Linked DNA regions of Mus musculus: all the other regions are linked to region 1. The links are chromatin loops, found by intact Hi-C in ENCODE. Cell type or tissue: left cerebral cortex. All regions are shown on one strand. Each heading gives the region's core, and the rest is flanking DNA. Links, peaks and the distances in the headings are about the cores only.

What was found. Hi-C counts contacts between places; a loop is a spot of excess contacts. Peaks named below come from ENCODE experiments on the same cell type or tissue, not always from the same donor. Only the 100,000 strongest peaks of a DNase experiment are listed, where the experiment ranks them.
Region 2: it touches region 1 in a loop (3-fold over the local background); 2 of 42 quality-filtered maps call a loop at or near these places.
Region 3: it touches region 1 in a loop (2.2-fold over the local background); 4 of 42 quality-filtered maps call a loop at or near these places.
Region 4: it touches region 1 in a loop (5-fold over the local background); 3 of 42 quality-filtered maps call a loop at or near these places.

What each region holds. Positions count from the first base shown.
Region 1 is chr11:86,848,333-86,854,442 of GRCm38, forward strand. The region is part of intron 3 of Gm33742 (a long non-coding RNA gene); the gene reads right to left. It overlaps Gm51288 (predicted gene, 51288), which reads right to left and starts at 4,326; the gene lies at 4,272-4,326. In left cerebral cortex, for the core only: no CTCF peak of the experiment used is centred there; DNase peaks (open chromatin) are centred at 3,302, 3,956, 4,679 and 4,892; H3K27ac peaks cover 2,007 bases.
Region 2 is chr11:86,755,058-86,761,167 of GRCm38, forward strand. It overlaps Cltc (clathrin, heavy polypeptide (Hc)), which reads right to left and starts at 2,510. Exons shown (of 32, transcript NM_001003908.2): 1 at 2,191-2,510. The coding sequence starts at 2,232. Gm42085 (a long non-coding RNA gene) reads left to right here and starts at 2,656. Exons shown (of 3, transcript XR_880101.3): 1 at 2,656-2,819. In left cerebral cortex, for the core only: a CTCF peak has its summit at 2,905 (motif pointing left); DNase peaks (open chromatin) are centred at 1,308, 2,013, 2,580, 2,758 and 3 more places; H3K4me3 peaks cover 3,272 bases; H3K27ac peaks cover 3,966 bases.
Region 3 is chr11:86,993,342-86,999,451 of GRCm38, forward strand. Gm51915 (a long non-coding RNA gene) reads left to right here. Exons shown (of 3, transcript XR_003949754.1): 3 at 1-996. It overlaps Ypel2 (yippee like 2), which reads right to left and starts at 421. Exons shown (of 5, transcript NM_001005341.3): 1 at 251-421. It also overlaps Gm22387. In left cerebral cortex, for the core only: CTCF peaks have their summits at 502 and 2,439; DNase peaks (open chromatin) are centred at 1,812, 2,425 and 3,113; H3K4me3 peaks cover 643 bases; H3K27ac peaks cover 2,701 bases.
Region 4 is chr11:86,914,833-86,920,942 of GRCm38, forward strand. No RefSeq gene overlaps it. Among named protein-coding and RNA genes, the nearest start is that of Gm33742, 49 kb to the left of the region's middle. In left cerebral cortex, for the core only: no CTCF peak of the experiment used is centred there; a DNase peak (open chromatin) is centred at 2,237; H3K27ac peaks cover 1,982 bases.

The sequences.
Region 1 (6,110 bases), core at 685-5,684:
ATAATTTCTACACATTGGTGGCCCAAAGCATGGCCCACCACAGAGTCATCTCATTCATTACAGGGCCTAGGATATCAATCATGTCCCACTATAAGCTCCGTTGCCTTGACGTGGGAATCCTCTGAAGGACAGCAAGGGAAATTCATACCTTATGTGCTCCCACTCCCGGTTAACCTCTGGGGAAGGGATATTATGCAGCATTTGGGCCTTATTTTGTCCAATGAAAACGCCCCATCGGGAGGGTATTCAGCTAAAGCAAAAAATATCATGGCAAAGATGGGTTATAAAGAAGGAAAAGGGTTAGGACATCAAGAACAGGGAAGGATAGAGCCCATCTCACCTAATGGAAACCAAGACAGACAGGGTCTGGGTTTTCCTTAGCGGCCATTGGGCCAGCACGACCCATACCATGGAAAACAGGGGACCCAGTGTGGGTTCCTCAATGGCACCTATCCTCTGAAAAACTAGAAGCTGTGATTCAACTGGTAGAGGAACAATTAAAATTAGGCCATATTGAACCCTCTACCTCACCTTGGAATACTCCAATTTTTGTAATTAAGAAAAAGTCAGGAAAGTGGAGACTGCTCCATGACCTCAGAGCCATTAATGAGCAAATGAACTTATTTGGCCCAATACAGAGAGGTCTCATGCTGGTTAATCAACTCATAGATCTTGTCCAGATACAACTAGATGTATTATGACAAATAACTCAGCAGGGTTGTGAACAAAAGTTTCCGGGATTGTGTGTTATTTCCATTCAGTATGTTAAATTTACTAGGGCAGCTAAATTGTCAAAAAGTCTTTTTCAGTATATGTTACAGAATTGGATGGCTGAATTTGAACAGATCCTTCGGGAATTGAGACTTCAGGTCAACTCCACGCGCTTGGACCTGTCCCTGACCAAAGGATTACCCAATTGGATCTCCTCAACATTTTCCTTCTTTAAAGAATGGGTGGGATTAATATTATTTGGAGATACACTTTGCTGTGGATTAGTGTTGCTTCTTTGATTGGTCTGTAAGCTTAAGGCCCAAACTAGGAGAGACAAGGTGGTTATTGCCCAGGCGCTTGCAGGACTAGAACATGGAGCTCCCCCTGATATATGGTTATCTATGCTTAGGCAATAGGTCGCTGGCCACTCAGCTCTTACATCTCACGAGGCTAGACTCATTGCACGGGATAGAGTGAGTGTGCTTCAGCAGCCCGAGAGAGTTGCACGGCTAAGCACTGCAATGGAGAGGCTCTGCGGCATATATGAGCCTATTCTAGGGAGACATGTCATCTTTCATGAAGGTTCAGTGTCCTAGTTCCCTTCCCCCAGGCAAAACGACACGGGAGCAGGTCAGGGTTGCTCTGGGTAAAAGCCTGTGAGCCTAAGAGCTAATCCTGTACATGGCTCCTTTACCTACACACTGGGGATTTGACCTCTATCTCCACTCTCATTAATATGGGTGGCCTATTTGCTCTTATTAAAAGGAAAGGGGGAGATGTTGGGAGCCGCGCCCACATTCGCCGTTACAAGATGGCGCTGACAGCTGTGTTCTAAGTGGTAAACAAATAATCTGCGCATGTGCCGAGGGTGATTCTCCACTCCATGTGCTCTGCCTTCCCCGTGACGTCAACTCGGCCGATGGGCTGCAGCCAATCAGGGAGTGACACGTCCTAGGCGAAGGATAATTCTCCTTAATAGGGACGGGGTTTCGTTTTCTCTCTCTCTTGCTTCTTGCACTCTGGCTCCTGAAGATGTAAGCAATAAAGTTTTGCCGCAGAAGATTCTGGTCTGTTGCGTCTTTCCTGGCCGGTCGTGAGAACGCGTCTAATAACATGTAAGTAGTTCAGTGTAAAAGAATGTCAGCGAGAGTGAGTTTGACACCTGAGAGCCACATGATGGAAGGAAAGAACAAGCTCCTACCAACTGACTGTGATCTACGTGTCACACATACACACGCACACACGTGTACACACACACACACACACACACACACACACACACACACACACACACCCTGCCTTCCACTGTCTGCAAACTGCCTATTGTGGGGTTGGTGGTTACTTCAAAAGCCAATCTAAACTAAATTTATGCTCTAAATCATTTGGTAAGGTGACTCCTGAGTCCTTCAGCTGGAGGAATTTTAAGGTGTGTCACCTGGAGAGGATTTATATTCTGCATTTAACTTTACTAGTAGAACTAATCAGGACATTGAACTGGACCCTGAGATAGAAATAACTCTCCTTTAGAGAGAGGTTCACACCCTATTATACCTCATTGGCAAATTTCCTGACAGCCACACTTTTTTCTGCATCTGTTGTGTTTAAAATTAAATTTGAAGCTATTTCCTTACTGTAGGTGGACAGTTTGAAGAGAATACATCCTCACTTGGTGCACTTTATTTAACCTTTTCACTACGCACACCTCCCTCCCCCTACATAAATTAACAAATTCACAACTTTGCACGCATGAGTCCTTTGATGGGGCATGGGGACAAAACTTTTGTTATTGCTGTTTCTGCCAGCCTAGTCCGTTAAAAATTAAAACAAGCGGCTTTTCTGTCTTTCGTGTTGACCAAACCTCCTGACATTGACTCTGAAACATGAGTTGGATATAAAAATGTTTAAACATACCCGATGGGGTAGGAGAGATAGTTCAGTGGTTATGTCTTGCTGACCTTGTGTGGAGGACCTCAGTTCTGTTCCCAGCCCCCATACTGGGCAGCTCACAACTGCCTCTACTCCAGTTCTAGGGGTATTCAATACCTCTATTCTCCATAGACACCTGTACTCAAGTGGTAATTCATACCCATAATTAGGAATAATAGGAATAAATCTTCTTTTAAAAATAACCTGATTCAAAATAAAAATGGTAAATGCATTGTGCCACCTGTCTTCTTTAAGAAGCTGGGCGTATATGTGTGTCTTGTCTACACATATTTACATATATACACTCTTCCTGTCCCACCTAGTCGTCAGTTGCTAGTTCACAAAAGTGAAGTCACCAGTAGGTTGAGTGGTTGCTCCTCCGAGTTCCACTTCTCTCTGCAACTGTTTAAAAGCTCTTCTTAGCCCTGTATTTGCTGCCAACATTGCACACTTCCTTCTCGTGCTTAAAAATAAATGTCAAGTCCTTGATCTTTTGTTAAAGATTCATTGCCAGCTCTGGTTTCGCAGCAGGAGCCTCTCTCAGGATGGAGCTGGCTCCGATTTCTGCTAAGAACTAACCTAGGAATGATGGAAAGATGATTATCATCAATGTCAGAGAGCATATGGGTTTCTACTGAGCAGCCCCGCCAAGCGGGGCTCCCACTGATCCTTCCCATCACCACCAGCCAGATGACTCTAGGAGACAAATTCCTCCTCAGATTGGAGAAAATGAGAGTCCAAATTTCACACATATTTCTCCCACCTCAGAGAGGTTTCATAGTAAAGCACTAAGTGCCTTGTGTTTCTTAAGCTTAGTTTCCATAAGATGACCAGTGTGGTTTTTTTTTTTTTTTTTCTTCTCTAGATGGCAAACTACCTCATTTTAGTGCATCCTTTTGTCTGGGTGACTCACTAGGGTCGGTACACACAGTGAAAGAAATGAGGCCATTCTAATTTAGGCATGCACGCATGCACACACACACACACACACACACACACACACACACACACACACACACGAAGGCATTGTGCCTTACTGCAGATGTTTGCAGTGGCTTTATCTCAACCATACGAACCCTGTCTAAAAGGAACAACGCTGTTAATTAAGTGGAAGCCACGGGCACTCAGTGCATATTTTTTCAGCATGAGGTCCCAGGTGATTCAATTAAGATCTCTATCATTACAAATTGGCTCTCCAGGTATTTTTTAAAAACCCTCTTCGTCCACCCTGCTTCTCTTGGGATATATACCAGCTGGCATCTAGGTATTTTAGGATATAATTTTCTGTACTGAGGAAAATCTCTGAGTACAGAGAAATCAGAGGCAAATTTGAACTTTTCTCAGAGTGACTGTTTCAAACATTTGAAAGCACAGAGCAATTTGCCTCTTTTCTAAACAGTAGAGAGATAAGAGTCCACCCTCTCTGCAGCCTATTATATAGCACTCTATTGTCTTTGAAGTTTAAATAAATCAATAAACACAATAAGCACACTGTGTATTTTCTGGTTATACAATGCAGAGAGTAGACAGATGGGGATACTATAATTAAACAATGTTTCCAATGTCCAGAACATTTTAAGCAGAGAGCAAAATTAATTGAAAACCCAGTTGCTGTTGCGGCTGAGGGGCTCCATTCACAGATCCAGAGCCTAATTAACAGAGACAATCAATTAGGCAGCTGGCGCTGTAGACATAGCCCCCTCTGCTTCTGTGGACGAGTTCGATATAACCAGCTAAGCTTTCAAAGTTAAAGATCTAAGCCAAAGACTTTTAGAGAAGAGCTGCACAAGGATTCTGCGATTCCTTCCAGCTGTTCTGGCTGGCCCCTGCTCCCTCTACTACTCAAAGGCGAAACTTTCACAGGCAGCGTTCAGGAAGACTTGCATTTCGGATATTTTCCCTCCGGCGGCATATGTCTGGAAAAGCTCCAGGTTGACCAATATCCCTGAAACAGACCTGGGTGCCGTTTGGTATTTGTAGAATAGAATGAGTCAGCTGTGGACATTCTCACGAGGCAAACTGTTCAGAGAAGGGCAAACACTGGAACAGATTGCAGGACTATTTTTTCCTGCAACTGCTTCGACAGATCTAGAAATCAAATTTCACCAAGTATTGGTCCCATAAACTTTGTGAGAAATACTATGAATATCATCTATAAAGTTTCATAATGCAATTTAGATGGTGGCTGAATAAGATTTTCATTTTCTCTTTGAGTAGGCAGTGCTTATTAATAAGAAAAACACTTCACCCACTTGTTCAGGGTAAAAGCAGGCTCCACCGCCCCCAGGAATTTTGCTTTCAGGTTTATTACTAAGCTGGTTGTTTAGGAACCAACATCGTGGCTATCGCAAGCCTGAAATCCCAACCCTTGGATGCTAGAGGCAGAAGGACTATCCTCAGCACCCACACACTGGGTGAGTTCAAGACCAGCCTGGGCTATGTGAGACCCTCTTTCTTGTTTTCTTTCTTTTTTTTTAAATAAAGATTTTATTTTTTTATTTTATATATATGACGAGTACACTGTAGCTGTCTTCAGACAGACGAGAAGAGGGCAACAGATCCCACTACAGATGGTTGTGAGCCACCATGTGGTTGCTGGGAATTGAACTCAAGACCTCTGGAAGAGCAGTCTCTGCTCTTAACTGCTGAGCCATCTCTCCAGCCTGAGACCCTCTTTCAAAACAACAAAAACAACAAAGAAACCAAATTTATTTTTCCCTGGACCACAGGAGGGGAAAAAAAATGGCGGCTACAGTCTGAACATAAGCTCCCAATTTGATTGGCTGCTAAGTCATCAAAACAGCCTTAAACCCAGCGGAGGCTGAGAACCTGTGCCCTTCTATCTGGTTTATCACCCATTCTCTGTGTGTGTGTGGTCTGAAGTCTGCAAAGTGACTTACTCGCCTTGCCTCCCTTGCTTGGCATCCATCCGTCATGGAGTGGGATGGAGCAGACAGAGCAGAGTGAAAAAAGATGATATGACTCCTGACCTGGTTCCCGGTCACCTCTGGGACCACATGCCTGGATGGTCTCTTCCCCAGCACTGTGTCTTACTAGACTCTATCTGGTCATTCCTTTGCACATCTTCCATATACAACGATTCCCAGTTAGCATCTGAATATCTTCTCTTGGTTTTCTTAACCCAGTCCATCCTACACTTAATGATCTCCTCATCCAAAGCCTTCATTTGCGCCATCTCAGTAGAATCCTAGCTATCAAACCCTCACAACAAAGAGAGAAGAAACGCCCCTTTCCTGGAAGGAGAGGTCATTAGCAAAACGGCAGGCAGGCTGGCTCTCCCACATACATAGATACCAATAGTGTTTCATATCTGTCCTTTATCCCCGAATAAGATCAAATTCCTGCCCTCAAGGAATTTCCTTTCCCAGTTGGGGAGACGAGCAAGTATACAATGCTCACTCAAGATAGCCACATGCCCTGGAAAATCTTATACAGAAATAAACCAAGGGTCC
Region 2 (6,110 bases), core at 453-5,452, 94 kb before region 1:
TCTGAGATCAGAAGATACATTATCCTTTCGGCACACCTGACTCTATCTACTAGAGTGGGATCCTACCAGCCAAAGCCTAAAGTGTAATGAGGTCCTCCAGAAAATAAGCATCCGAGATCTTCAAGTGTATCTGTAAAGCTATTTTATAAATATTCAAAATCTTTAAATTTTGGAAAACAGTTTCAAATATTTGCAGAAATTGCTACTCACATGCCACACCTGCATTAAATCTGTTTTTAATTAGTGACAAGTTTGGATTCCAGTCTGTAAGACCATTCAACAATTCTGGTCTTGAGTTTAATAGAAATGAAAAACTATTACTCAAATCACCAGCAACGGTCATGTCATCAGCAGTTGTCTTTGCTTCTTTTGTGTAAGGTTTATACACATATTTGCAGAAAGCTATTTCTGGTAACTTCAGTGTGGCCAAGTGTTAATCCCAAAGATGGGAGAAGAAAAAACAGCAACCCAAATCATGGTCAAATTAATTAAAGCAAGCAATTAATTAAAGCTAGATTTTTTTCTGTTGTTAGTGTACACAGGCTGCCTCCCTCTTAACTCAGCCTGAAGAGCCCACTGTCCACTAACATCCAGAACAGTGCTTTCCTAACACTTTATATTCTTAACAGAGGAAACTCAAGCTTGAATTGAGAACAAAAATTAACTTCTCTGTCAGCATTGTCACTTGACATTTTTCAGACCTTTACAAAATAGAGATCTTATTGCCAAAATCAGATGAATTATTTGAAAACTAGTGATGACTGAAGAAAATGTATTCAAGTCATTTAATGGGCAAAGAAGTCCTAAAGTAAAATAATTCGTTAATGTTAGCAACACGGTAAAGTCTATAAAGAAATATTTAATTATTTTACTTGGTGCTAAATTTTAGTTAACCCTCTTTATTATCAAACATCTTTTATGTATATCAATGAAGAAAAGTAAATCAGATTGCCTTCAATGATAAAGCACTCAATAAGTTACCAATATTTGAACTGGATCACTGCACCTCCCCCTCATGAAATTAGCCCTTCAGAAGATGCAGCTGAAAGCAGATTTCTTTATGGGGATACTTGAGGGAAAGTAAATTAATATGAATAAATTATGATGTCAAAGAGTCGGGACAAGTGAACCAGGAAAATCAGCAGTTCAGAAGAAGCGTAATTCAGCGAAGCCCTCCAACAGTCACCTGCCTAGGCCAACTGCTGGCAGGTTGCCAGGTTAGACAATGGTGTATTGACTCCAGGATAAGGTGCAGTGGGGGGCGGAGGGGGGACGCCCCAGACTATTAAAAAGGAGCCAGTTACAGATCAACTTGTTAGGTACTGACACAGAGCAGGTATGCACTTAAACCCGGCTCTGATGAATTCCACGCAGTCCTGTGAGACATACTCCTGCCGTAATCCCACAACTACCTGCTAAATTCCAAAAGGCCATAAATAACCTCTAAATAACTCTCCCTACCTGCAAGAATCAAAGTGAGCCTAAGAGCTACACTAACCCTCTGAAGAAACCAAGAAAGGAAAAATATGCGCGTTCCCCTTGGGACCTTGACCCCAGGCACCGAGACTGACACCGCCCCTTGCCGCCCCTCTATCTTCTTTCTGTTCCTTCAGTGAGTGTGACCTTCGGTTCCTTATAGATTCAGGGAAGGCAAGCCACGAGCCACTGCTACCCTAACCCCAAGGTGCCTTTCTCAGTGGTGAGCTGCAGAGGGAGGATGCAGCTCCTCCCCAACCCACCCGCCACACAATTCCTGGGTGCAGACTCGATGTAGAAATGGGAATAGACCAAGGGAAGGTGACAGCCCCGCGTCGCTCAGGGTTAACGAGAAATCTTGCTCTGGGAGAAACGCGCGAGAAGCTCCCCCACCTAGCCCCTACCCAAATGAATGAACTGAGTAAAATGGGAAGGGGGGTCTGGTATGCGCAGTTCTTGCAATCCAGGAAGCAGAATAAGAGGTCGTCAGACGTAAGGCCTGGCCTCGCCGCCCTTTGCACTCCGATTCGTCATTTCCATCCTAGTCTCATATCATTTAACCCTTTAAGCTTTTAAGACACTGTCCTTCCTCCACCTATGCCAAATACCGACACCCCCCACTCCCCTTCTCTCGATCCCTTTCGGGCCAGGCCGCTAGCTTCTTCCTTCCCACGACCCTCGAAAAGTCCCTCAGCAGCCCCGACTCACACGTACCTGGAGATGCTCCTGAAAGCGAATGGGCAGAATCTGGGCCATGGCGCTGTCGGGGAGTATGGTCTCCTCCTGTCACTGGGGCTGCAGGGCAGTGCCTGCCCGGGCTCTCCAAGGGAGAGGAGGAGACGGGGAAGGGGAGGGGAGGCTGGGCTCAGAGGGATACTCTCCGGGGACGCAGGGAACTGGCAGGCAGACGAGAGAGCTTGGGTCGGGGGCGGAGGCTCCAGGGGCCGGGAGAGCCGCAATGGCGGAACCGGGAGCAGCGCAGACTCCGGAAACGGCTGAGCCCTGCGGAAGGATCCCGAGGCAGAACTCCGCCCAGTCTCCTCACGCCGTCCGCCTTATGTAGCCTTCCACAGACGCCGCGCCGCGGTCGGGCGTAGGGATTCAGGGACGCAGTGCGCGGAGCGCTCTTCGCTGATGCGGCTGCGGGGAAACAGAGGAACCGAGGGACTACTTTTTCTAGACTCATCACTTTCCCCAGGCTCCGGTTTCTCCCTTCTCCCCTCCCCCCTCCCACTTTTTTTTTTTTTTAACATTTTGCCACATCATGCGACTCGGGGCGAACTACGTCATTTCCGTAGGCGCTGTAAGACCCACCCACGCACTTCCCGGTGCACGTGATGCGGGTAGGGAAGGGTCGGTTGAAGGCTGCCAGAGTGGAGGGCGAGAGGCAAGATACTGGCCGCTGCTCCTGGGGAGGAGGTGGCGGTTGAGCCCCCTGCCGGCGTGGCGGCCTGGGCGTGAGGACACCGAGTGCCTGAGGAGAAGGCCGCGGCGTGGGTGCCGCGGTGACTAAGGGAAACGGCCCCGCCGCAGAGCTCCTCGGGCGGCTGGCTGCGGCGCGCCTCCCCCGCCTGGTTTCGCGCAGTGGGTGGTTGCTGACACCTCAGGGAGGGGGACCGTACTGAGCTGCAAGCTTCCTTGCCCTGACGCACGCCCTTCTGACGCCAGGAGAGCCGGATGGCTCCTCGAGATCCTCAGATAAACCATCTCAAAGGACAGGGAAGGCCATGGGAGAAGAATCTCCTGCTGGCCCCTGGAGAGCGCTTCCGCGGACATTTTGGTGGACTTAGATCAGCCTAGTGTAGAGATCAGTTTGGCCTTCGAGAACTGGAGGGTTCGGCCACAGGAAAAAGCTTAAAAGATGTAGATCAAAGGATGGCTAGGGAAAGAAACCTCAGGGGCTGTCTTGGAGCTGAGGGATTGACTGTTAGTCATACATGGTAGTAGGACCATTACCTGTAGTTACAGGGTGGGCGATGTAATAAGCCCTTCAAAACCGGAGCACCTTGCCTTCCTACAGCAGTAAGCTATCTGCAGCATTCATTAGCGATTAATAGCCGCCCCAGAGCTCTTGCTAAAGTGTAAGGTGTAATGTCTCACAATAGCACCAATATAAGGAAGATTTAGAGAGTTCATTTCCACATAGTTCGTCTTAATCCCCCTGAAAGTTCTTGAGGAAATTACTTTCAATGCCCCTTTCAACCTAAAGAACATAAGACAACCACTGGGTGTACAATAATTTTGCGTAAGCGGTTTTGCTTAGAGAAATCTGCTTAGTCATTTCAGTTGCGTTTAGTATTCCCCCCAAATACTGCCTTTCATATCTGGGCTGAGAGGAGAACCAGGCAAGTGAGAAGGCAGACAACAGACCCTTGAAGAAGAGCCTTGCCACCATATTTAGGATGTTTTGTGTTTACATAATTTCACTTAAGCACTTGAATGTGCCCTGTCCTGCAATGTTTGAAAAGATTGTTTTCATAAGACTTTGTCCTTTTCTAGAGGTGGGCAAATTTTAAATTAAAATCCTAAGGGAGTTACTGTTTTATTACAGAAATGTCAGTAGCTTAATAGAATTGCACTTTCAATCTCAGAATTTGGGATGTAAGAGCTTCACCATGAACAGATCACCACATTTCAATTTATTGACAAGGGCCTTGTATTTTCATACAGACCCTGCATGAAAGGACATTTCAAATCCCCAGAGCAGTTGATTTTACTTCCTTGGTGTGGAATACCTAACCAAAAAGTGCGCTGAGACTGCTTTGTCATCACACATAGAAATTTCAAGAATGAGTTGTTTTCAGAAATCATTTAGAAAGAAGAAAAGTAGATGGTGATATCCCAAATCATTCTGCTTATTAATAGGACTGCTGCCTTGCCTGCCAGATTCTCCTCTCAGCCTAAATATGAAAGGCAGTATTGGAGAAAAACAGTAAAAGCAACTAAAATGACTAAGCAGATTTCACTCAGCAAAGGCACCTTAAACAGTTAATGCCCCCCCCCCTTTTTTTTTCCAAGAGAAAAATAGTGTAAATGATAATGCTACCCAATGCTGGGGACACTGTGGTGCTCACCTGTGATCCTCACACTGGAGGGTTCTGAGGCAGGAAGATCTAGAGTTCCACATAGCAGGACCTTGTTCCCCCAAACTAGAACAGCTCCAAACTGGCATGCCTCTTAAAGATCAGTAATTTGCTGTAATAAAAGATGATTATAATGAGATTGTGCTGGCTAAATTTCCAGCAGGACAGAGACAGGGGAAAGGACAGTTCCTGGTTTAGAAATCCCAAACACAGTAATCCCAGCATTCGGGAGGCAGAGGCAGGCGGATCTCTGAGGCCAGCCGGGTCTACAGAGTGAGTTCCAGGACAGTCAGGGCTACACAGAGAAACCCTATCATGTAAAACCAAAAAGAAAAAAGAAATCCCAAACACTGAGGCACTAAGTTTTCTAAGCTATACCTAAAAGGCGTGGTTTTAAGCACTACCTTAAAATAGATAACCTGATAAGCTCTAAAACAAATCCTGCTATCCTGTGTAAGTAACTTTTTTATCCAAACAGACTGCTGCAAAGGATGAGTCATCACCCTGGCTTTTAGTTTGCCCTGTTTTAGTAAAAGAGGTCATGTACTAAATGGTCAAGGTATGAATTTGAAGCTATTTTTACAGAGTTATCAACAGCAGGCCCTTATATAGTAAGCGCCATAACAAAAACATTGCTTTGTATGTTATTTTGAGGAATTGTAGTTTCTCAAAATCTACACAAGAAAACTGTATTGTTCGCCAGTTCTATATTTTATACCAGGAACTCTGTAATGGTTATAGATGTGTAACCATCCTGGAACACAAAGCAAAACCCACCACTTTTCTGCTGGGTGTGCTGGTACATGCCTGTAATCCTAGCACTTGGCACTTGGGAAGCCAGGATAATAGTGAAGAGAGTCAGGAATTCAGGGCTGGTTTCCTATATTGAACAGACTGAGCTACATGAGATCCTGCCTCAAAACAAAATCTTTGATAGCCACACATGATGACTCACACCTGTAGTCTCTGAACTTCCCTGAGTGAGGCTTATGCCTCATCTTCTGTGGGTGAGGTTGTGGGGAATTCAAGGGCAGCCTAAACTACAGAGAAACTGTCTCTCCCTCACTGTCCCCACCCCAAAGCCAAACCTTTTTATAGGATTCCTCCATAGTAGTTCATCTTAAGGCAATCCCAAAGCCTTCTAAAAACAGCTTGAACTAATTGCAGTGTAAAAGTCATAGACATTCATCAGATAGACAATGATTAATTGGAAAGTAGAACTCTAATGCTTCATACCAAATATAATTCAGATTTTAGAAACCATAAGAGACACTTTGGAATTATACAGGTAAGATTCTGGTTTCACCATTTAAACAGCACCTTTAAAATACCTCAGCCCCTTAGAGCTACTGATAAGAATTGTAGCTTTTCATGCAAGATAAAAGAGAACCATAGCGCTTGCCACTAAGAAAGAGAATCTCCCTTGAGTCTTAGGGATTGGTCAACATAGTGCCCACTGTGTTTCAGTGCAGTATGATCAGACTATAGGCAAAGTTCCTCAACAAGGATAAAGAGTGGACAAAAAACATTTGCAAAGCAATATGGCCTTTC
Region 3 (6,110 bases), core at 490-5,489, 140 kb after region 1:
CCGCCGAGTCCCGAACCCGGAGCGCGCGCCAGTGTTTGTAAACAAACCGGTCACGTGGCTGCAGCAACCCGTTCCCCGCCCCTAGCACCCCGGGAACCTTCGGGGAGCCCCCTCGGGACCGCGACAGCACCGCCCCAGCCGAGCCCGGCTGCACGCAGCCCAGGAGCCCGACCGTCCCCAGGGCGCACAGCCCGAACTGGAGCGGAATGCGCCCCACGCCCACGCGAGCCCAGCTCGAGATCCCTCATACCTGGCGGTAGGCTGCCCGGTCCGGCCAGCGCCGGGCTCTCCGGAGTGCTTGGCGATGAAGGACTGCACGGCTGACTCTAGCGCTCCCTGCGCGCTCTTAAAGCCACAGTCTCCGCCACCGCCGCCGCCACTGCCGCTCCGCATCCCTCCGAATCCGGGCTGGGGGCTTGCCGGGTGACAGACGCGCCCCCGCGCCTATCCCATCGGCTCAGCACATAGCAACACGCCACTGGTTGGCCCTGCACGGCCGCAGCCCATCCGCCAGGAGCCAATCACTGGAGGACGGAACTCCGCCCCTGCTTTCCCTGCCTCCCGCCCCCAACCCCCACCCGCCCCTCGGCCCTGGCGGGGCGCGCGTGCGAGGAGTGTGGCAAGGTCTGGGTCCCGCCAGTCCTGGCAGCTGGCGGGCAGGGCTGGGAGAAGAGGTGATTAGAGTGGGGGAGCTCTCTGAGATAGGAGCCTGTTTGTCTGGCTTTACTGGGATTCCCAGGACCCGGGGTTATGTTGGGAAGTGGGATTTACAGTGCTTTTGTTTTGAGAACCTAGATAGTAATTCCTCGCTCCACTTTTTAAGCCACTCCTGACCCAGAGCCTAAGTTACTAAAAGTGACCCGCAGAGTTCAAGGCAGGTGTATTTAGTAAGATAGTACCAGTCTCGTCATGCCCACCCATGCCCTGCTCAGAAGCGGAGATTCTCTATTTCCTCTGCCCTGCTCGAAATTTCCTAATTAAAACTAGGAAAGGGTTGTCTGGTGTGTTCGAGTCCCTGGGTTGGATCCCCAGTACTGAGAGTGGAAGAGCATAGAGAAAGACTATAGAGAAACTGGGATCCCTATTGCTAATGGTTAGTGAGGTCTATTAGCAACAGAAAATACAATAAGAGTAGTCAAGGTGACCAAAAGGGAGGAACTGGCATTCTGGGTCAGTGGGGTGGTGCTTTTCAAGGAAGAGAGGGTTAAAAAATAAACTCATGACAGTCGGGAAGTCCAGGGAGGCACCAGGTGGGTGGAGTGGGGCAGAGTCTTCCTACCGGAAAACAGGTCAATTTGATAAAAGAATTTCTGCGGGGGGGGGGGCGGGGGAGACACGGCAGACCCACCCTTTTTTCTAAGACACTGGGATTCTGAATGGTGTTGGGGCAAAATACATGTTTTCATTGCTATTTTAGAAGAGAAAAAAACACAAGGTAATTGGACAAGGTGGTTCTCTGCTTTATAGCCCAATTATAACCCAAGGCTTGGGAAGTGTTAGAAGTTTAAGGTCATTCTTGGTTAGATCGGTCCAAGCTAGCCAGGTTACTGAAAAAGAGAAAAAAAAAAAGTTCATGCGGGGTTGGGGTGCTGAAGGAGGCCCAGGAACCTTTGGTCTCCTATCTGGCAGCAGTTTACACACAAACCCAGGCTGGTATTTGGGTAGATCCCCGGGTGACTCAAAAACGTCACCTGTCACTCCACCCAGCTGTTTTTAATACATATGCAATCAACTAAATTGTCTTCAGTGAATGTACATCGCATGGTTAGGGATGAAAAAAAGTCCCAACGTTAGTAAGAACAAAACCACTCATTTTTGCCGGCAGATACCGGTTTCAGTGTAGGGGCACTGTCAATATTTACAATTGACTGCTTTGGGAATTATAAATCCTGGAGTCCAAAAGCCTTCAGCTAACTAACCACAACCTTGAAAAGACTTGAGATTGGATCTTTAAGAAGATATACTAAATTCTTTAGATTATCAAAAGCTTGATTACCAGCCCAAGGCTGCTTTCTGAGGTTAAATTCCTCTGTGCCCTTAGGCCTTAGTACCCATCGCCTAAAAGAAGGGAGGGCTGGGATCTGGTGGTGGAACTCACAGTAGAGACTTTGCCTAAGGTTCTTGAGGCTCTGGGTTCAATACCCATTACTGCAGAAATAAATAAGGACGGCTGAAATAAGATGGTTTCTGACATCCCTTCCAACTCTAACATTTCAAATCAGGAACCAGGAAATCAAATTGGTTACATTTCTGCAATAGTGTGTTACTAAATATGTTTATATCCACGGGTTCCCTAACGCCTAACAGTAGATTCTGTACTGGTTTTAACACCCTGAGATACTGGTATGTTATGTAACAAGATTGGAGGCTACTGTTCTGTGCTTAAATAAAAGATAACATTAGCTAAAGAAAGCCTGCCTTGTGTGGGGTGCTCTGAGGACCCCTGCAGGCCTGCTGTGTGATTGCAGGAGACTGGAAGAGGCCACAGAACCACAGGGCTGAAAAACAATAGAATCAGCCAGCCAGGAAAAAAAAAAAAAAAAAAAAGCCAGATCATGCCTTCTTCCAGCCAAAGGAGCCAAGCTGTGTGAGTTGACAGAAGGGAGAACCGAAACAAAGAAGTGTGTATGTGTGTGTTGGGGGGCAGGGAGTGAGTACTAGAAACTGCTTCTCTTTCTCTCTGCACCCAAACACCTTCATGGGCCCTCAGTACACATTTACTCAGTGCCCATCTTCAGCACCTTTCCCTGTTGCCTTGGACTTATTCCGAGAACCTATGGGAGAGGAAAGAAGCCCAGGCCAATGGACAGATTGAGAATAGACAGATAATTATTGAAGCCGAGGGCCGCAACAGAGAGGATATTATCCCAGAGAGCAACAGAAAGACAGCAACAAACTTATTCAGAGTCAGAAGGCTCCCTTACAAACAACAACAATGAGACCAAAAAGGAAAAAAAAAAAAAAAGAAAGAAAGAAAGAAAGAAAAATTGGTTGGCAATAAAGGTTTGAGAGGCTCCTGGGCTCACAGGTGGTTCCTCTGCCTGCTGCCTTGGGATTGACTCCTCTTTGTGATGCTAAGCCACATTTATACATCTACTCATCCTTTCACAGTCAGTGTTTGTCTTCGCTTACTAATCCTGTGTGTTCTCACTTCTGCCACCTAAGTGCGGCTCTGGCTGTGAGCAAATCACTTTCTGCTTTTTGTTTTCTTTCTTCCTTCTTTGTCCCCACCCTCCTCTGGAGTCAGAGTCTGTATTTTGTAGCCCTGGCTGACCTGGAACTCACCCTGTAGCACAGACTAGCCTTGAACTCACAGAGATCTGCCTGTCTCTGCCTCCCCGGAGCTGGGATTAACTGTGGGCCACCACTGCCTGATGCTCTTTTCACTTAAAAAAAAAAATTGCCGGGCAAGGTGGTGCATACCTTTAATCCCAGCACTAGGGAGGCAGAGGGAGGTGGATTTCTGAGTTCGAGGCCAGCCTGGTCTACAAAGTGAGTTCCAGGACAGCCAGGGCTATACGGAGAAACCCTGTCTTGAAAAAAACAAACAAACAAAAAATTATTTTGTTGCTGGTATGTGACTGTGTACACGGAGAAGTTGGGAAAGGACAACTTGTGAAAGTCAGCTCTCTGCTTCCATTTTAGTTTCTTGTTTTGCCAAAGCAGAAAAAATAACTTTGCCATTGTTGTTGGGAAGCTAGCTTTACCTATAATCCAGTGCAATTAATAGCAGAGATAGCAAGAAACATAATAGGGGGAACAATATAACATTTAGAGTAGAAGTTCTAAAAGTTGTGTGGAGGGAAATAATCAGACTTGCCAGCTATACTGTCAGAGACCTCTATTTTTCTGTAGGATTGTCACCTCCTACAGACAAAAGATACTTGCATTTGTATACATGGTTGACTCCATAGCTTCCGTTAACCTTTTTTTGTTTTGTTTTGTTTGTTTTTTTCCAGCACTTCGCTGTGTAGCCCTGGCTGTCCTGGAACTCACTCTGTAGACCAGGCTGGCCTCGAACTCAGAAATCTCCTGCCTCTGCCTCCCAAGTGCTGGGACTAAAGGTATGCGCCACCACTGCCTGGCTAGCCGTTTTGTTTTTTTTTTGTTTGTTTGTTTTTTGTTTTTTTGGTTTGTTTTTTTATAGATATATAATGGTTATATCTGTGTGTATGGATCAGCTGCATTCAATGCTTACTGAAGTCAAAAGAAGGTGCTTGATAACCTAGAGCTGGAGCTACAACTCCTGGCAGTTGTGAGCCACCTGGTGTGGGTGCAGGGAGCTGAACCCTGGTCCTCTGGAAGGACAGCGAGGACTCTTTTCCATTCAGCCGTCTTTGCAGCCCTTTAAGATAACTTCATTCAGAGCAAAGGGATATTACAGATTGCAGAGATGTGCTATAAGTGTTGACAGCAAGCTGAGGAAGTCCTCAAGTGCCAATTGCCATCTTGCTGAGTAGAGTTACTCTTCTTATTTCTTTTCAGTGCATACTCCAGGCTACCCGTCCTCAGAGCTTTGGGCTAAATTGCCACTTACCTTTTTACACGGGTTCCAGGCCCTTTTGCTCGCACATGCCCATTTACCTTCGGAGCCATCTCTCCAGCCTCAAGGTTGTTTATACATGCCCCAGTTGTGTTTGGTTGTTTTAGATGAAGGCAAAATCTGTAGCTCAGGCTGGCCTCATAGTCGAAGCAATCCTCCTGCCTCAGCCCCCAAAATGCTGGGACTAAAGGTGTTTACTAGCAAGACAAGTTCTCTGTGTGTCTGTTTCCTGTATCTTTGTCTCTCTGTTTCTCTTCGTGTGAGGGACCATGTATATTGAGAGAATTCGGAACTGGGGCTGGCTTTGAACTTCCTGTGTAGATAAGGATTCCCCCTACCTTGAACCTCTGGAACCATAGCATTTATCCACCGTACCCAGTTTTATGCAGTGCTGGGCATCAGATCCATGATTTGGTACCCACTAGGCAAGAATTCTACCAACTAAGTTACATCCCGGGCTGGTGAGATGGCTCAGTGGGTAAGAGCACTGACTGCTCTTTCAAAGGTCCTGAGTTCAAATCCCAGCAACCCCATGGTGGCTCACAACCACCCGTAATGAGATCTGATACCCTCTTCTGGTGCATCTGAAGCCAGCTACAGTGTACTTATTTATAATAAATAAATCTTTTTTTTTTCCATTTTTTTATTAGGTATTTAACTCATTTACATTTCCAATGCTATACCAAAAGTCCCCCATATCCACCCACCCCCACTCCCCTGCCCACCCACTCCCCCTTTTTGGCCCTGGTATTCCCCTGTACTGGGGCATATAAAGTTTGCAAGTCCAATGGGCCTCTCTTTCCAGTGATGGCCGACTAGGCCATCTTTTGATATATATGCAGCTAGAGTCAAGAGCTCCGGGGTACTGGTTAGCTCATAATGTTGTTCCACCTATAGGGTTGCAGATCCCTTTAGCTCCTTGGCTACTTTCTCTAGCTCCTCCATTGGGAGCCCTATGATCCATCCATTAGCTGACTGTGAGCATTAAATCTTTTTTTAAAGATTTATTTATTTGTTATATGTAAGTACACTAGCTGTCCTCAGACACTCCAGAAGAGGGAGTCAGATCTCGTTACAGATGGTTGTGAGCCACCATGTGGTCACTGGGATTTGAACTCCGAACCTTTGGAAGAGCAGTCGGCTGCTCTTACACACTGAGCCATCTCACCAGCCCATAATAATAAATAAATCTTAAAAAAAAAAAGTTACATCCCAACTACTCTTTTTTTGTTTTTATTACTTTAAATTTAGCATATAAAGCACTGGGTTTCGTAGTGACATATTTATACATATAGATCACTGTGCTTGGTTCTAATTTGTTCCCCGCCCCGCAAGCAAGTCCCCTTTTGGATTTTGTCTAAGTTTGTTTTTTTGAGACAGGGTTTCATGTAAGCCAGGCCAGCCAGAAACTTTCTATGTAGCTGAGGATAACCTTGAACTACGGATGCTCCTTCTGCTTCAGTCTCATAAATGTTTGGGATTACAAGCCACAAGCACCGCAGTTGGTCCTTGTAACCTTTCATAGCATTGAGGATACTCCCATCTTCTGTTCCCTTTCCCTCCCACA
Region 4 (6,110 bases), core at 303-5,302, 66 kb after region 1:
GGAATTCCTGACAGCCCTGCCTCCACCTCCTTCCTAAGTGCTGGGATAACGGGCATGTGCAATTTATCGCATGTGGTTTCTGCTGTGCTGGGGGCTCAAACATAGAGCATGCTAGGCAGCTAGACTACTAACCAAGCGGCATCCCCTGATACCATTCACTGCCTCCCTGTCTTTTGCAGGACTGGGGATTTAACTCAGGGGTTTACACCAGTGACTCTCTTGCAGAGTTACATCCCCACCTGACTACCTTTTGTTTTGCTGTTTTCCCTTTTGTTTGTTTTTGAAACACTATGTATCCCTGGCTGGCCTGGAACTAGTTATATATGACAGGCTGGCTTTGAACTCACAGAGGTCCACCTGCCTCTGCCTCTGCCTCTGAGCGCTGGAAAGAAAGGTGTATGCCGCCATGCCTGACCTAATTTTGTTTTTAATTTCTATTTGCATATATGTCTGTGTGTCTGTGTGTATCTATGCCATGTGCAAGGGGGTGCCCATGGGAGCCAGAAGAGGGAGTCAGATCTCCTAGAACGGGAGCTGCCCTAACATAGGTGCTAGGAACCAAACTCCGGACTGCTTGAAGAGCAGCAAAGGCTATTAACTCAGAGACATTTCTCCAGCCCCTGGCTTTGTCTTTTGAGAGTCTCACTCTAGACTGAACTGGACGTTACTATTTGGATTCTGGTGCCCAGTCCTGGGAGAGCTCAGGCTAACAGTGGAAATCTAGGACACAGCAGGTTGGGAGAGACAATATGTTCTCAGCCTCTCTTCTCAGAGGTAAAACCGTCCTCTCATCCATCTCCTGCCCCATTTGTACCATCCAGAGCTCTCCGATGCCACTTTGGCTATCAATAGTTGGCAGTGAGTTTTGCAATAAACAGCTGCCCAGAGTCAATCGAAACCACATCCTCCAAAAGAGCTGACAGGGGTGGGGGTGAGGGCTGGGGGAAGGGTGGGACACTCAGCTGCCTACCTGCCCTCTAATCCTTTTTCATGCCTCCTACAAAACCATCTACCAGAATTGGAAACGAGAACCATTTCACCTAGATGAGCAGTTCTGAGTATACATATGGTATTTGAGAAACGCTTAGGATGATGAGAGGAAGCCAGGAAGCCAGGAAACCAGGAAGCCATGGCAGCACCAGGACAGGGCTGGTAGCCAAGTGTGGTGGTGCACACCAGTATTCTCAGCATCTGGGAGTTTGAGGCAGGAGGATACAGAGGTCAAGGACAGCTTCCAGAGATGATGTTCCAAAATAAAGTTTTAAAAATGAAGAAGTTGTTGCATTGTTCATCATGAACAAGACTCAGCTTTCCTGCGGAGTCATAACCCCTTCCCTATTGTAGAGAAAAAGCCCCAGGGAGAGCATTGGGTAACAAACATGGCTACAGGGAAACGCAACGGAAGCCCAACCATGAGCTAGAAGAGAAGCAGTCGGGAATTGCCAGCTCTATTGAAGCCAATTTCACCTTTCCTGGTTGGTTTATTTCATGAACAGGATGCCCTCTGGGAGGCCAAACTTGCCTTTCACCTACTCCCATGGCAGACATAAGACGTGGATTTTTGGTTAGCTTTTTTTGTGCTCTCTGCTAACTGGGGACACGGAGGGAGCTGGTCCTGTCTCTACAGCCTCAGAGTGACACTATCACAGAAAGCTGTGGGCCTCTGTCTGTTCTCTGGAGACCTATATGGCTTTGATTTTTAGAGCCCTTCTACATTCGAAGTAAATGCTTGCTTTCCTCAGCCTGTGAGCTCGTGGCTGTGAGGCAAAAGTGCCTCACAGTGAAGCAACCCAGGAGAAGGTGCTTGACTGAGCAAGAGGGAGTGGGGGTCATGGTCTGGGCTCTGGGAACCTGAGTGCCTAGGGCTTTGCGGGCCTGCTTTTCCTCATGACCCTGCCTGTACACCTTTACATCAGCCTCAGCACAGTGGCTGTCACATGGCCTGGTGTTTATGGCAGAGATAACGGCGTCATGGTGATATCTCTCTGTTTGTACACTGACCCCATGGTCCAGGAATCATCACCTGGTCCATGGTAAACTCTGCCCTGTCTTTATCTGTGCAAAAAAAATACCAGGACACTTCTGCCTCAAAGAGGTTGACCCCATTATCAGCTGCTGGGGGAGAGGAAAACACAGCCAGAGTTGCTGTTTACAGCCCGAACTGTGAGTTGGGTAAAAATAGTGCTAGCCGCCTGGTCCAGCTTCAACCCCCCGGCTTCAAACTGCAGAAAGGGATTATTTTGGGAAGAGAAGATTTTCTTTTCCACCCACAGATCTGAAAATGGTCACTTCTCCGGAAGAAGAGAGACAATCCCACACAGAGATGAAACGTAGGCTTTTGTATGGCCTCCCTAGGAGATCACCCCAAGAGCTAGTCTGGCAATGCCCTCCTCTGACAGCCAGGTCTATCCCCAGCCCAGACCTGTGGGTGACCTAGTTCAAGGTACAGTGCAAGTTAATTAGCTTTGACCACAGTGAGAGAAGGCAGGCAGCTGGGCCAGGATGCCTCCTCTCTTCTGTTGACTGGTACTATTCTGAGGCCATTTGCCTTTCAAAACAAAGGGGTGGTGGGGGGACACCTGCTTTCCATTTCTCTCAGGCTCTTTACAAGCATGGTATGGCTATAAAGAGATGAACATATTCCCTTAAGCAGGGTCTGGTATCATCTGAAAGCTGTGGGCTGAAAACCTTGTGTATCCCTAGAGGTTGGGGCCTGAACCCAGGGACATGGAATCTCTTTTGGGCTCAAAAGTTGACCCATATGACACCTAGAGATGTCTTTGTCTTTCTCCCCCCTGTGCTGGGAATTTCTTAAATTTTATCATTTTTATGTGTATGAGTGTTTACCTGCATGGTTTTCTGTGTATCATGCGCATGCCTGGTATCCACTGGGGCCAGAAGAGGGCATCAGATCCCACCCTGGAACTGGATATACTGATGGCTGTGAGCAACCATGTCAATTGTGAGGTTGCTGAGAATTGAACCCATAGACTCTGGAAAAGCAGACAGTGCTCTTAACCATTGAGCAATTTCTCCAGGCCCCTGTACTGGGATTTTAACGCAGATTAAAAAACAAAAAGCTATTCTACAAACACATCTAAGCGGGCTGGAGAGATGTCTCAGTGGTTAGGAGCACTGACTGCTCTTTCAGAGGTCCTGAGTTCAATTCCCAGCAACCACATCGTGGCTCACAACCATCTGTAATGGGATCTGATGCCCTCTTCTGGTGTGTCTGAAGACAGCTACAGTGTACTTATATACATAAAATAAATAAATCTTTAAAAACTAAAGATTGTATCTAAGCACACAATAATGGTACCTGGGTAACTCTAAAGAGGCAGACACATAGGCAGACACATATGGATATCTGCTTAAGACAGGATCTCATGTAGCCCAGGCTGACCTCCATCTCACTATATATCTGAAGATGACCTTGAACTTCTGATCCTTCTGCTTCTGCCTCCCAAGTGCAGGGATTATGGGCTGGTGCCACCATGTCAGTCATTTGTGGATTCGTCTTATCACATTAAGATGTATTAGAAAGCTGCAGGAAGGAAGACCAATGTGTGGATACTTAGGTCCTTCTTAGAAGGGGGAACAAAATACCCATGGGAGGAGATACAGAGACAAAGTGTGGAGCAGAGACTGAAGGAATGACCAACCAGAGACTGCCCCACCTGGGGATCCATCCCATATACAACCACCAAACCCAGACACTTTTGTGCTGCCAACAAGAGCTTGCTGACAGAAGCCTGTTATAGTTGTCTCCTGAGAGGCTCCACCGGTACCTGACAAATACAGAGGTGGATGCTCCCAACCTACCGTTGGACTGAGCACAGGGTCCCCAATGAAGGAGCAGGAGAAAGGACCCACGGAGATGAAGGAGTTTGCAGCTCCATAGGAGGAACAACAATATGAACTAACCAGTACCCCAGAGCTCCCAGGGACTAAACCACCAATCAAAGAAAATATATGGTGGGACTCATGGCTCCAGCTGCATACGTAGCAGAGGATGGCCTAGTTGGTCATCAATGGGAGGAGCAACCCTTGGTCCTGTGAAGGCTCGATGCTCCAGTGTAGGGGAATGCCAGGGCCAGGAAGCAGGAGTGGATAGATTGGTGAGCAGGGGGAGGGGGGAGGGGATAGGGGGTTTTCAGAGGGGAAACCAGGAAAGGGGATAACAATTGAAATGTAAATAAAGAAAATGTCTAATTAAAATTTTTTTTTGAAAAACAAAGCAAAACAAAATAAAAAGAAAGTTGCAGGGAAAAAAACCCACCCCACACTAGACCAGCTGAATCAGCTGAGGTACAGGCCTGTAACACTTGCCACTGGCGAGGCTGAGGTACCATGGCAGGCTCGAGGCCTGGTCGGGCAGCAGAGTGAGTCAAAGCCAGCCTGGACAATTTAGGGAAAGTGGGTCAATGAATGAATGAATAATGAATAAATAAATAAATAAATAAATAAATAAATAAATAAATAAGCAAGCAAAGGAGGCTGGGATGTAGCTTGGTAGTGGAGTACTTGCTAAGCATGCACACAAATCCCCCAGATTATCCAGGGCTGGAATCCAATGAATTTTATTTAATCAACATTTTAGGGAGCAGGAGACGAGATCTCCTTCAGTGACCCAGGAACCAAAACAAGTATTCCAGTTTGGGAAAACATATCTAACCAATGAAAAGAATTTCTTCTGGACATCTTTAGACGATCTCATCTCACACGAACGTTCACATACAGGCTCACACACGTACACACACCCATGCACACACGCACGCATGCATGCATACACACACCTGCATCCATGGCCTCAGGGTGAGCATACAGTAGTAACGAGTCAGAGACAACAGCTGTCTGGGTGGGAGATTTACTAAGGGCCTTGAGTCAAGAGGCTGCTAGCTAGGGCCTGGCTTCTCTCCCTGGGTGTCATTTTATCCTTGTCACTCAGTCACAGCACCATTTACCTCTCAGGGGAGAGGGTGTTGATACCACTTATTGTGTCTGGTAAGACCATTCCTCCTGAGGCAGTACTCAGACTTCGAGTTATAGTCTGAACATGGCCTGGAAAACAGGCTCTAGAAACCATTTCAAGTCTCCCATGATCTTCTGGGCACGATTTAGGGATCTCTCCTGCTTCCAGGTGCTTGATAATGTTGACATGACCAAGACCCGGGGAAGTGCAGTACATTACACAAGTTACAAAGGATATCTTGTTCCCACACTTTAAGGTCCCCAGTGGCCCCCAACCTGTCCACTTCCACCTATCTGTAACAGCCACATCCCTAAGCCTTGTCACCAAGCCAGAAACAGAATCACCCTGCTCAGATGGCTCTGCCTCTGGGGAGCGCTGGCCAGTTAAAGGGCAAGGTCAGCACTGGCTGCCTGGCCAAAAGAGGCCAGAGAAATGGAGCCCCCTTCCGAGTCCCATTGACCAATGACAAGGAGAGAGAAATTGGTGCTGAGTCACAGCAACTCCAGCTGTTTGTGTACAGGGCTCCGAGACTCCTCAGGGGCCAGGGTGAGACAACTAAAAAGCCCTTTGTTCAGGACGGCTTCAGGTTTTCTGTTTCCCAAACTGAGAAATCCAGATAGTGCTGACAGCTGCCCAGGAGGGAAATGAGCTCAGGTCTGTCCCATCCACTGACCTCTTGCGAAGGATTGTAGGCCAAGGTGGCCCAGCTCTGCTCGCCAGCCTAAGTCAGCTTCCTTCTGACTCAGCTTTCCTCACCTCCCTATTAATAGCCACTGCTTTGGCTGACTCCACTCACAGTATGATTACGGTTTAATAACACATCTCAAGCGAGGAAGCAGAGCCCTTCCTGAGCTGCGTTGCCAGGGGCCTGCAGAGAGCACGCGCTGCAGCCCTGACTCCAGGGAGAGGCTGTGGCTGAGTTCTCCCAGGCTGGCGCAGAGATTGGGAGTCGAAAAAAAAAGACAAACTGCGGCTATGGGGTTGTTTCTACCCTGTGGATCTGATCCTGGTTCCGAGATGAGATAGGCATTCGGCTTGTCATCCTGCACCCAGGGATTCCTGGGCACCACTGAGAAAGCATAGCTGCTGGCATTTCTACCATGCAGGTTCCTCAGTCACCCTAGATGTCTAGTCCTGT